Linked DNA regions of Homo sapiens: region 1 is linked to region 2. Evidence: chromatin contacts called from ENCODE Hi-C data. All regions are on one chromosome and are shown on one strand. The core of a region is the stretch at or near the end of the contact, and the rest is flanking DNA. Distances in the headings are between cores, read along the strand shown. Region 1 has its middle 36 kb from the start of RNF6. Region 2 holds the start of POMP (proteasome maturation protein).

Region 1 (5,348 bases), core at 1,246-3,745, 2.5 Mb before region 2:
CAGTGACACGATCTCGGCTCACTGCAAGCTCCGTCTCCTTAGGTTCACGCCATTCTCCTGCCTCAGCCTCCCGAGTAGCTGGGGCTACAGGTGCCCGCCACCCACCACGCCAGGCTAATGTTTTGTATTTTTAGCAGAGACGGGGTTCCACCCTGTTAGCCAGGATGGTCTCGATCTCCTGACCTCGTGATTCGCCCGTCTCGGCCTCCCAAAGTGCTGGGATTACGGGCGTGAGCCACCGCGCCCGGCCGCCTCAAATTATATTCTAATCAGTCTCCCTCAGTTTAGCCTCTGCATAAAGGCACTTTAAAAGTCTTCGAACACTGAACTCTCAAGTGAAAAAGACATGTTGTTGTATAAAAATCTGTTTTATGCTTTTTGCTCTAGAAGTCTCTAAGGCTTAAAAATCAGCAGGGCATATTCTGCTATCAAAACTACAACAGTATAATTTAGTTGTCTTCAAAGTAAAAAGATTTGTAAGACTTGACATATGAGAACAGATTATCTAATTGTTTCCCCTTTATTGAGTATTGGCCATGATGTTACAGAGACGAACATTCAGTTTTGAGTCACTTCTACTCGCAGATGTTTCAACGTTTCCTGGTCCATAATGACTGCACAATACGAGTATCTCTGCCTTTTAAAGCTGTTCTGGCTTAAAACAATGCCTCACCTTACATTTTCTATGAGTGAAAATAACGTAGATTGAATGCTAAGCATACACACTGTGCAGGCCACAAAGGATAAATCTGTGGACTCCTGCAGAAGGCAGGCGATCCAAAGCAAATGTCCTTAGCTGCCCTCCACCAGTAGAGGGCAGCCCTCTCCCTACAAACTGTCTACCTAGTGAGCTCCAAAGTGCGCTGCAGGAAATTATTTTAGAACTTGTAGGTATTGTTATCATTTTATTGATTGATTGATTGATTGACTATTAAGACAGGATTTCACTCAGCCACCCCAAGCTGTAGTGAAGTGGCACAAACACGGTTCATTGCAGCCTCAACTTCCCAGGATCAAGCCATTCTCCCACCTCAGCCTCCCAAGCAGCTGGGACAACAGGCGCACACCACCATGCCCGGCTAATTTTTTCAAATTATTTTTTGTACAGATGGGATCTCACTATGCTGCCCACGCTGGTCTCGAACTAATGGGCTCAAGCTATCTGACCGCCTCGGCCTCCAAAAGTGCTGGAGTTACAGGCATGAGCCATCATCCCCGACCAAGGTATTATTTTTATTTTAGCTTTTTAAAATTTCTATTTGGTGTGCTCTTTGTAATAATACATAAATATATATATGAGCATGCATTACATTTTTATAACTTATAAATAAATACATATACATATACATTTGAAGTGCATTTTTTTTAAAAAAAGTTGTTACTTGGCTGGGCACAGTGGCTCACGCCTGTAATCCCAGCACTTTGGGAGGCCGAGGTGGGCGGATCACGAGGTCAAGAGATCGAGACTATCCTGGCCAACATGGTGAAACCCCGTCTCTACTAAAAATACAAAAAATTAGCCTGGCGTGGTGGCAGGCGCCTGTTATCACAGCTACTTGGGAGGCTGAGGCAGGAGAATCGCTTGAACCCGGGAGGCGGAGGTTGCAGTGAGCCGAGATCGTGCCACTGCACTCCAGCCTGGGCAAAACGAGCGAAACCCTGTCTCAAAAAAAAGTTGTTACTTAAAGTAATGCATTGTCAACAGAAGTGTAGAGGCCATGATTCTAAACTTGTGTTCTCTACGCCTAACTACGAACCTTGTGCCTTTCCAAAACCAAAGGTCACACTTCTGGAAAGTTCCTTCCTCCCTCACATTCAATATCTATTTAGAGAACACACACTATGTCCTAGCTTCTGCTAGGTTCTGAAAATACAGTAAGAGGCAAAAGAGCCATAGCCCCTCCCACCCCGTGCCCTTATGAAACTTGCAGTCTACATAAACATAGATATGAAACAAACACAAAATGTATGTTTTAACCCTAAAATGCGATAGGGAAGCCAGTCAGACGATTTACTCGGGAGTAAGAATTCAGGTCATTCACCAAGGCGCCCATGTCAAAGCTTCATCACCCGCCTCGCGGCCCTAAAACGTGTCAGAGTCATGATACACACAACGCAGAGGAAAAGTTCAAAAACAGATCTTAAAAAGAGAAGTGAAAGCAAGCGATCAAAACATTTCTGGAAATCTGACACATCTGGAGTGCCGTGTGGAGACGCCAGGGCGCGTGGAGCTTTGAGCAGTTAAAAACCCAGACCGGGAGGCCAGTGCGTGTGTAAGACCGCGTTTCTCTGCAAGGCTGTCCCGCGGCAGGAACGCGCTCGTTGGGCCGCAGAGCAAGAGCGGGACGCGCCGGGGGGCGTCTGCGTGGCACGTGGGCCCCGCAGCCAGTCGCGCTACCGACTGGCAGTCAGCGGAGACGCTTCGGAGCAGGTCTGTTAGGGCGCGCGCACACACATGCACGTGCACGAGCGCACGTACACGCGCACACCGCCAGCGCGGACCCTGACGGGGCCGAGCCTCGGAATTGGGCCTCCTCGGCCGCCGTCGTCTTCTCAGCTCTCACAGGGCCCGCAGCGGCGCTATACCTTCGGCCACAGGTAGCGCGTTCCTTCGCTGTGCTGACCGTCGATCCCGGGGGCGCTAGAGCGCCGGCTCCGGGGAGGGCAGGGAAGCGTCAGGGACCTTTCTTCTTCTTTTTTTTTTTTTCTTTTTTTGAGACGGAGTCTCGTTCTGTCGCCCAGGCTGGAGTGTAGTGGCGCGATCTCGGCTCACTGCAATTTCCGCCTCCCAGGTTCACGCCATTCTCCTGCCTCAGCCTCCCGAGTAGCTGGGACTACAGGCGCCCGCCACCACGCCCGGCTAATTTTGTGTATTTTTAGTAGAGACGGGGTTTCACCGTGTTAGCCAGGATGGTCTCGATCTCCTGACTTCGTGATCCACCCACCTCGGCCTCCCAAAGTGCTGAGATTACAGGCATGAGCCACCGCGCCCGGCAAGCGTCAGGGACCTTTCTAGAGCCTTGCTTGGCCTGAGGTCCGGGACTGGGGCTGTCCCCGCTTCCTGTTTCTGCCATCAGTGGGGCCACAGGCCTGAAGACGGCTTGTACCGCCACCTTGGGCGCCTCTGCTCCTGGCTGCGACGTGGGGCGTCCTAGCCTTCGGACCGGGAACCTGATAGGAGACGAATAGAAAGGGGGAAAGCCCTGGAAAATTAAGCCGGCACAAGAAGGGGGAAACGTTTGGAGGTCAGGCAAGGCTGATGGCCTTGGGGATCGCGGAGCAGGAGGCTTACTGGGATGTCCAGTGTGAGAATGTCAGCCCGTGAGCTCTGGTGTGCAAGAAAAATGCCTCTTTTCTGGATTTCAGGTGAATTTCTGACTCCTCTGGGCTACATACGACCACCCTTCCCTGGCCCCCTCTGGTGAACTGGTTATAAAAGAAAAATTACCCTAGTTCTTCCTGCGGTCCCCTCCCCAGGGATTAGGCCAAGTTCTGGAAGCTTATTGGGTGACTTAGTGGGTATGTTAATGGTTAAGTAACGTACCCAAGGTCTTATTGCCAATCAGTGGCAAAGTCAGGATTCAAATGCAGATCTCTTGGACTCCAGAGGCTGGAGTTTATTAAATGTTTAGCCCCAGCTCTATTTGATTTTGGGGGTTTTTTAAGACAGTCTCTATCTGTTGCCCAGGATGGAGTGCAGTGGTGCAATCTTAGCTCACTGCAGCCTTGAACTGTTGGGCTTAAGCAGTCCTCCTGCCTCAGCCTCCCAACTAGCTGGGACTACAGGCGTGTGCCACCACACCTGGTTCCTAGCTCTATTTGAGACCACAGTGGCCTGAAGTGTAAAGCACACTGGACACTAGGTGTCAAAAAATAGAACTAGAAGTCAACAAGTGATCTAAAACAAGATTCTGTAGGTGTCTGGGCATCAGTTTCATCATCTGGGTGAAATGGACTTGAACCTGTTAATATCCAAGGTCCCTTCAGCCCTAATAGTCTAGGAATTCTAGAGAGTGTAACTGCTCATTTGCAGGCTGCCATCCAGACCATCACAACTGTCTTGTGGCTCATGGAGACTTTCAGATTGATGCAGTGGCTCCAAGGCGAAGTGACCTCAATTGCTGATGCAAAACTAGATTCTATAAGTGTAAACTGGTGGTTCACAAGGACAGGTGAGAAGTGCTGATGGTGGCAAGGGAGGCAATTATAACAATATCCCTCCCCTTCTACCCCATCCTCCACCCCACTTGTGACAGACATAGACAAGGACTTAATTGTGGCACAGAGGAAGGGCAACTGACTCTTGAGACCAGTGAATCTGTAGTCAAAACGCACTGATCACTGTTGAATAACTACTGGAATTATCAAGAGTCTGGCTGAATTTACATTTTACTTTCCAAAACAAATATAACCAAAAATTCCAGTCACTGCATAAGCCAGAAGCAGGTGACACACAGAAGTGAAGACTGAGGGGAGTTTAGGTGAAAGCTGCAGCTGTTCTCTCCCTTTTAGTGGGGGCTTTAGTTGGACAAGTCAAAAGAGCTTTTTTTTTTTTTTTTTTTTTTTTTTTTTTGAGATGAAGTCTCACTCTGTTGCCAGGCTGGAGTGGCATGATCTCGGCTCACTGCAACCTCTGCCTCTTCAGTTCAAGCACTTATCCTGCCTCAGCCTCCCAAGTAGCTGGGACTACAGGCACATGCCACCATGCCCGGTTAATTTTTGTATTTTTAGTAGAGATGAGGTTTCAACATGTTGGCCAGGATGGTCTCAATCTCTTGACCTCGTGATCTGCCCACCTTGGCCTCCCAAAGTGATGGGATTACAAGCATGAGCCACTGCGCCCGGCTCAGAACAGATTTCTGAAGAGGTTGTATGCAAACTGATTATTGTAGACTCAAAGGCTTACACTCCCATGAAGTAAGAGGGAGCTTTCTTAAATGTAAGATAGAATCAAAATATTCCTAGTAGCCAGGGATGGTGGCTAACGCCCGTAATCCCAGCACTTTGGGAGGCCGAGGCAGGTGGATCACCTGAGGTCAGGAGTTTGAGACCAGCCTGGCCAACATGGTGAAACTATGTCTCTACTAAAATACAAAAATTAGCTGGGTGTGGTGGCGGGCACCTGTAGTCCCAGCTACTGGGAAGGCTGAGGCAGGAGAATCGCTTGAACCCGGGAGGCGGAGGTTGCAGTGAGCCAAGGTCATGCCACTGCACTGCAGCCTGGGCGACAGAGCCAGACTCCATCTCAAAAAAAACGCTTCCTATTGTAATAGATCGTTGGATGAAAATATGCCACCTTGCCTCAATTACTCTAAATCAAATAACAGGCTTAGTGTGAGTTGGAATAA
Region 2 (5,465 bases), core at 2,845-5,344:
AGGCGTGCACCACCATGCCCAGCTAATTTTATATTTTTAGTAGACACAGGGTTTCACCATGTTGGCCAGGCTGGTCTTGAACTCCTGACCTCAGGTGATCCACCTGCCTCAGCCTCCCAAAGTGCTAGGATTACAGGAGTGAGTCTCTGCGCCTGGGCCTGCCTCCTTTTTCTAACAGCTGCATCTTTGTCCTTGATTCCCTCTCACAACTGTTCTGGGCATCTGAGAGATCATTATCTCAATCATTCCTTCTTGCTGCTTCTCTTCCCTGCTGTCTTCACTCTTGCCCCTTCACCAACTCTTTCTAACATCTGCCTAACAAACTTTGGTCTGTCCAATCATGCACATGAAACAAAAACAAAACCCAACTTTCATTCAAACCAAAATCCTGATTCTATTTTTTGAAATGGACAACTTTCTGAAAAGAATGATCTATAAAATTTGGCTGCCTCCATTTTCTTCTTATAAATTCTTCATTCCTAACAATCTGGTTTATAGTTAAACTGCTCACCAGAAGATTATGCAAATGACATCCCATTTGCCAAACCCCATCGATCTTCCCATAATCATTATCTGACATCACTGGTCATTCCCTTATCTCAACATCGTATCTTCCTTAGCTCTGAGACATTTTCAGACCTCTCTTCTCTATGCCTCTTCCAGCTTCTTAAGTTCTAAAGAGACACTCACTACATACTAGATTTCAAAATCCTGCTGAGTACCTGCCTAAAGTATGCAAGGCACTGTGCTGTGGAGACAAAGCAGCTTTTAAGAGGGGGCTAACCAAGCAGGCTGGGTAATAGGGTTTGGGTGCCCAGGGCCAAGCTTAGGCAAATAACAGAAAAGAGCAAAGTTAAGTGTAATTTTAGATCGTTAGGGAGCACTAAAATTTAGGTCAGAAGACCCAAATTCAGCTGACAAGATGAAGTACAAGAATAGTACCCAAACAGGAGACAGATGAGGTAACAAATGGGGAAAGAGCTAGGAGGAGGGAGGAGGGTTCTTGCCAGATGTGAATGAAGCTGAATTTGTCCTCAGTTTACCTAGCTATGTCACCAGACTGACTTAAGAGTAAAGTCAAAGACGACTACAAAAAGTAAAACAAAATAGGGTGCTTGTTCTCATACAATGCCTCAGCATTTTCTGTGAAATGTGCATAATGATAGTATCTACCTCACAGGATTAATTGAAACAATATATGCAAAAAACTAAACCCTGGCCTGACATGTAACAAATGTTAGCTATCATTACTAATGTTCTATCCTCTAAGCTATTTAACATAAAGCTTAAGTAAACATAATTAAATCATTCCAGCATCAAATCTAATTTACTTCTTATTTAGCATACTCAAAAGTACCCCGTATTAGTTAATACTGTAACAAACCATTTAAAATAGGACATAAACTTGAGTGTAAGACTCAAAATAAAGGGAATTTTCTCCTTGCTGAGCCACTAAAACAACTCTTCACACTGGTCACCAAAAGCCTATTTTCAGGGCTTTATGATCCCTTTTTAGCTACTTTTGAACTACTTTCTAACCTCTCAATACTTCCTTGCCCTTTTGATTCGAAGATGGCATAGCCTTTAAAGCAGGCTCCCCTTCTTCTGGCTGTCTTTTGAATTCTGGTATTTCTTAGGTTCACTCCTACTTTTTCCTTCCTTTCAAAGCCTTTCCAGTATGTGACACTACCTTAGCGTACCATTAGTGGCTTAAATGGTATCCTGGTTCCTACTTTCTCCCAATCTTAGTCTGTCCTTCATGCTGCCACCAGAATTTTTTTTTTTTAATGCCAAATGTTTGTGAAAAGACCTCCATTATCTCCTGTTGTCTATAAGAAAAAGCCCTAAACCTCAGCATACCATAGAAGGCCCTTCGTTTTGGCCCCAACCTGTCCCTCCAACCTCATCTCATTTTGCTTCACCTGCTCACCCAGAGCTCCAGCCACAGGGAAATGTTTTCCATTACTCAGATAACAACACGACTTTTCACAGATCTCTTGCCTTTACATGTTCCTCTTCCGTGAATGCTGTTTTCTCCTGCTCCCAACAACTTTCTGGTTTAGCCCCTTTCTCTATCAAGCATTTATCACACTGCATTTTATTATTTTATTATTATTATTTGAGATGGAGTCTTGCTGTGTCACCTAGGCTGGAGTGCAGTGGCGTGATCTCTGCTCACTGCAACCTCTACCTCTCAGGTTCAAGCGACTCTCGTGCCTCAGTCTCCTGAATAGCTGGGACTACAAGCATGCACCATGATGTCTGGCTAATTTTTTTTTTTGTATCTTTAGTAGAGATGGGCTTTTGCCATGTTGGCCAGGCTGGTGTCGAACTACTGACCTCAAGTGATCTGCCTGCTTCCAGCTCCCAAAGTGCTAGGATTACAGGTGTGAGCCACTGCACCCAGCCCATGCTGCATTTTAAATATCTGTTTGCATGTCTATTTCCCCAGGAAAATATATAAGCATCTCAGGTACAGGGAATTGCTCTTTTCTTCTTTATAGCTCCAGAATCTAGTACCAAGCAAATGTTCAATACATATTCATTGAACTGTGAGCAATCAGCAAATGTTAAAATGATTTTTAAGAAAAGATTCGCAGTTTTACAATTTCTCAGGTGGAATTGACGGAAAGAAAAAAAGATGCAAACGAAACACTCCAACTCAAATCTCAGGATTAAACATGGCTATTGTGAAGGACCAGAAGACACCTAAAGGACAGCATGGCAGAACACATAACATCTGGAACTTCAAAGTTGTATGACCATGGCAGTGGATATACATAACATATATGGCCTTATCATTTTCCTCTCTCAAATCCTTCGATGGCTTTTTAAAGACAAAGCCTCATCCTTAATCTTGCCTACAAAGGCTGCATAAAAAACCTGTAGCTAGGTCCCATGATGCACGCCTGTAGTTCCCATTACTCAGCCGGCTGCAGCAGGAGAATCGCTTGAGCCCAGGAGTTCAACGCAGACCTGGGCAACATAGCTAAACCCTATCATTATTTAGAACAAACAAACAAAAACAACAACAAAAACCACTTGCCTCCATCTACTTACAACCTCATCTCACAGTACTCTCCACTTTACTTTCTGAACTTTAGCCAGACTTAGGCCTTCTTTCCAGTTCCGTTTTTGCACAAGCAGATCTGCACGTAATGTTGTTTTAAATATCCTACTACCCCAAACTAGTTCGCTCTTATCTTTTAGCTGTCAGTCCAAAGATTCCCTAAGATGTCTCCATCCTGTGGCAGCAGACTATAAGGCCGTTTTATTACATTATATTTGAACAATACAGAATAGTGTAATGAGCATGGATTCTAGACTCATAAATATGTCCTTAGGCATATTTATTTAAGCCCTTCATGTCTCGGTTTCTTCACCTGTAAATTGTACTTGTAAGGTTATTGAAAAGATTAAAAGAGATAAAGGATGTAAGCACTTAGAACTGTGTTGATAACGCAATTCAAAGGGCCCAACATATGTCGGTCATGATCACATTTACTTAATTTGTAGTCACTATCGTCCCCTCTCTCCCCTCTAGCCTCCGGAGTACCCCTGCTCCTCTAGCCCAGAGGCCACACCGGCCTGGTCCTTTTTTGTATTCCTAGCCTCAGCACAGGGTTCGGAACATACCAGGCCTTCAATATTATGTTTTTTAAAAATGACAAAAGCCTTGTGTCCCAATTTTGCTTTATTAGCCGAACGATCTCAAGCAAATCACTCAAACCACCTACGCCTCGTTTACCCTTCTGTGAAATGTAATAGCTACCTCAGAGAGGTTTTGTGTTAAATAAGGCGATGTACCTACAAAAGCACACTGCACATCTTAAAATGCCGTACAAACCGTAGATGTTTATTAATAAACCGGAGTCCGTGTCTTCCCTCCCCTCAGGCACGTCTCGTCCCGACCCCTCCCTCCTCCCAGCCCACACCCTTACTGCGCCCTTGGCCCTGGGTCCCTTGGGATTGCAAGCGTGGGAGCCTCGGCCCCGCGCAGCTCCCTCCGGCGTCCCGCGCCCTCCTTCCTTCCTCGCCAGGACGGACGCACTTCCGGCGGATGTGGGGGCCAGCCCTCGGAAACGGAAGTGAGCGGCGGGGTCGACTGACGGTAACGGGGCAGAGAGGCTGTTCGCAGAGCTGCGGAAGATGGTGAGTGGGTACCCGGGCGGCTGGAGTTCCACGCGGGCTCGGGACCGTGGCTCGGCAGAAACAGGCAGTCGCCTCCCAACCCGTCCCCGGTGGCGGCGGCGGCGGCAGCGTGGGGCTGAGGCCGGCCTCAGGCGCCATAATCTGTCGAGTCACGGGGTTTGGGTGGGTCGTGACTGTCGCCGGGGCCCGGCACTAGTCCCACTAGCAGTGCTTCGGCTTCATCCTGCTCCTCTTAGCTCGGTTTGCGCCCTTCCATCCCTTAGACCCCAGCAGGCCCAGACCTCCTCCCCTTACTTGGCGCAGAAGTGGAAAAGGCAGCCGTGAAAGTGCAACGTTCTGTGGGGTGGCGCTGGCGACCCTTTCCTTGACGGGTAACCTCTGGGAGCCCAGAGCTCTCAGACTCCTCATCTCCCCCAGCCCCCGCCCTTGTAACTGCCTAGTAAACAGCCCACAACTATAGGTCGCATTTGTGTAACGCAGCTTTGCTCTACAAACTTTTTTGAGAGCTTGTAGTGTGCTAGATGTTAGAGGGGAAAAAATCAGACAGTTGCTATTCCCTGTTTGCCAGTATTGTTAGTATATCTCCTCCCTCCTTCTCCTCCCCACCACTTTCTCTTTCTTTTTAACTTAGAAGTTGTGGTATTTGAGAAGAACACTGAGTCACCATTGCCACAGACTCTGATATCGGTACTGCTGGTAGGCCATCCATCCAAATCTAGAAAGTTTCTATTGGTAAATACTGCTAATCGTTATCTAAAAAGTTTTTTAGGCACTCTCAAATGTAACTAGTAGTTAGGTTTTCGTAGATTTGCCTTTCTCGGCTCCTTCCTTTATTAGAAACAGCAAGTACTAATCTTGATATTTTACAGAAGGAAATTGGGAAAAATGACAATAACAGAATCCAGAAGTCAGAATTCACCTTTTCTTTGTGCGTTGAAACCTTGTTACTTTACAATAAAGCAGTCCAGAAGGAGGAGAATGTTCATATAGGGAAGTAATAGAAGATACATTTGGAAAGCAACAATCACACATCTCTGCTGAAGGTCCCCAACTTCTGGTGGTTCAACAATCTTCTGACTTTATGATGGTGTGAAATCCATACACAGTCAGTAGAGGCCATATTTGAGTACCAATACAGCCATTCTGTTTTTCACTTTCAGTACAGTATTCAATAAATTACATGAGATACCCAGTACTTTTTAATAAAGTAGGCTTTGTATTAGATGATTTTGGCCGACTGTAGGCTAGTGTAAGTGTTCTGAGCACATTTAAGGTAGGCTAGGCTAAGGCCTGATGTTTAGTAGGTTAGGTGT

The links. Hi-C counts contacts between places; a loop is a spot of excess contacts on that map. Pooled maps may share reads with other maps.
Region 1: a loop to region 2 is called in a pooled map, with 13 times the contacts of the local background. The contact joins the enhancer-like site here to the promoter of POMP in region 2. A Hi-C loop is called at or near these places in 5 of 50 pooled maps.

What each region holds. Positions count from the first base shown.
Region 1 is chr13:26,184,081-26,189,428 of GRCh38, forward strand. It overlaps a transcript of RNF6 not described here. Among named protein-coding and RNA genes, the nearest start is that of RNF6, 36 kb to the right of the region's middle. RefSeq lists enhancers at 2,065-2,234, 2,285-2,334. Within about 2 kb of position 2,496, at least 34 of the 41 ENCODE cell types and tissues checked have a DNase peak (open chromatin) inside an H3K27ac peak, as active enhancers do.
Region 2 is chr13:28,655,036-28,660,500 of GRCh38, forward strand. POMP (proteasome maturation protein) reads left to right here and starts at 4,095. Exons shown (of 6, transcript NM_015932.6): 1 at 4,095-4,152. The coding sequence starts at 4,150. RefSeq lists an enhancer at 3,588-3,747 and a silencer at 3,968-4,027.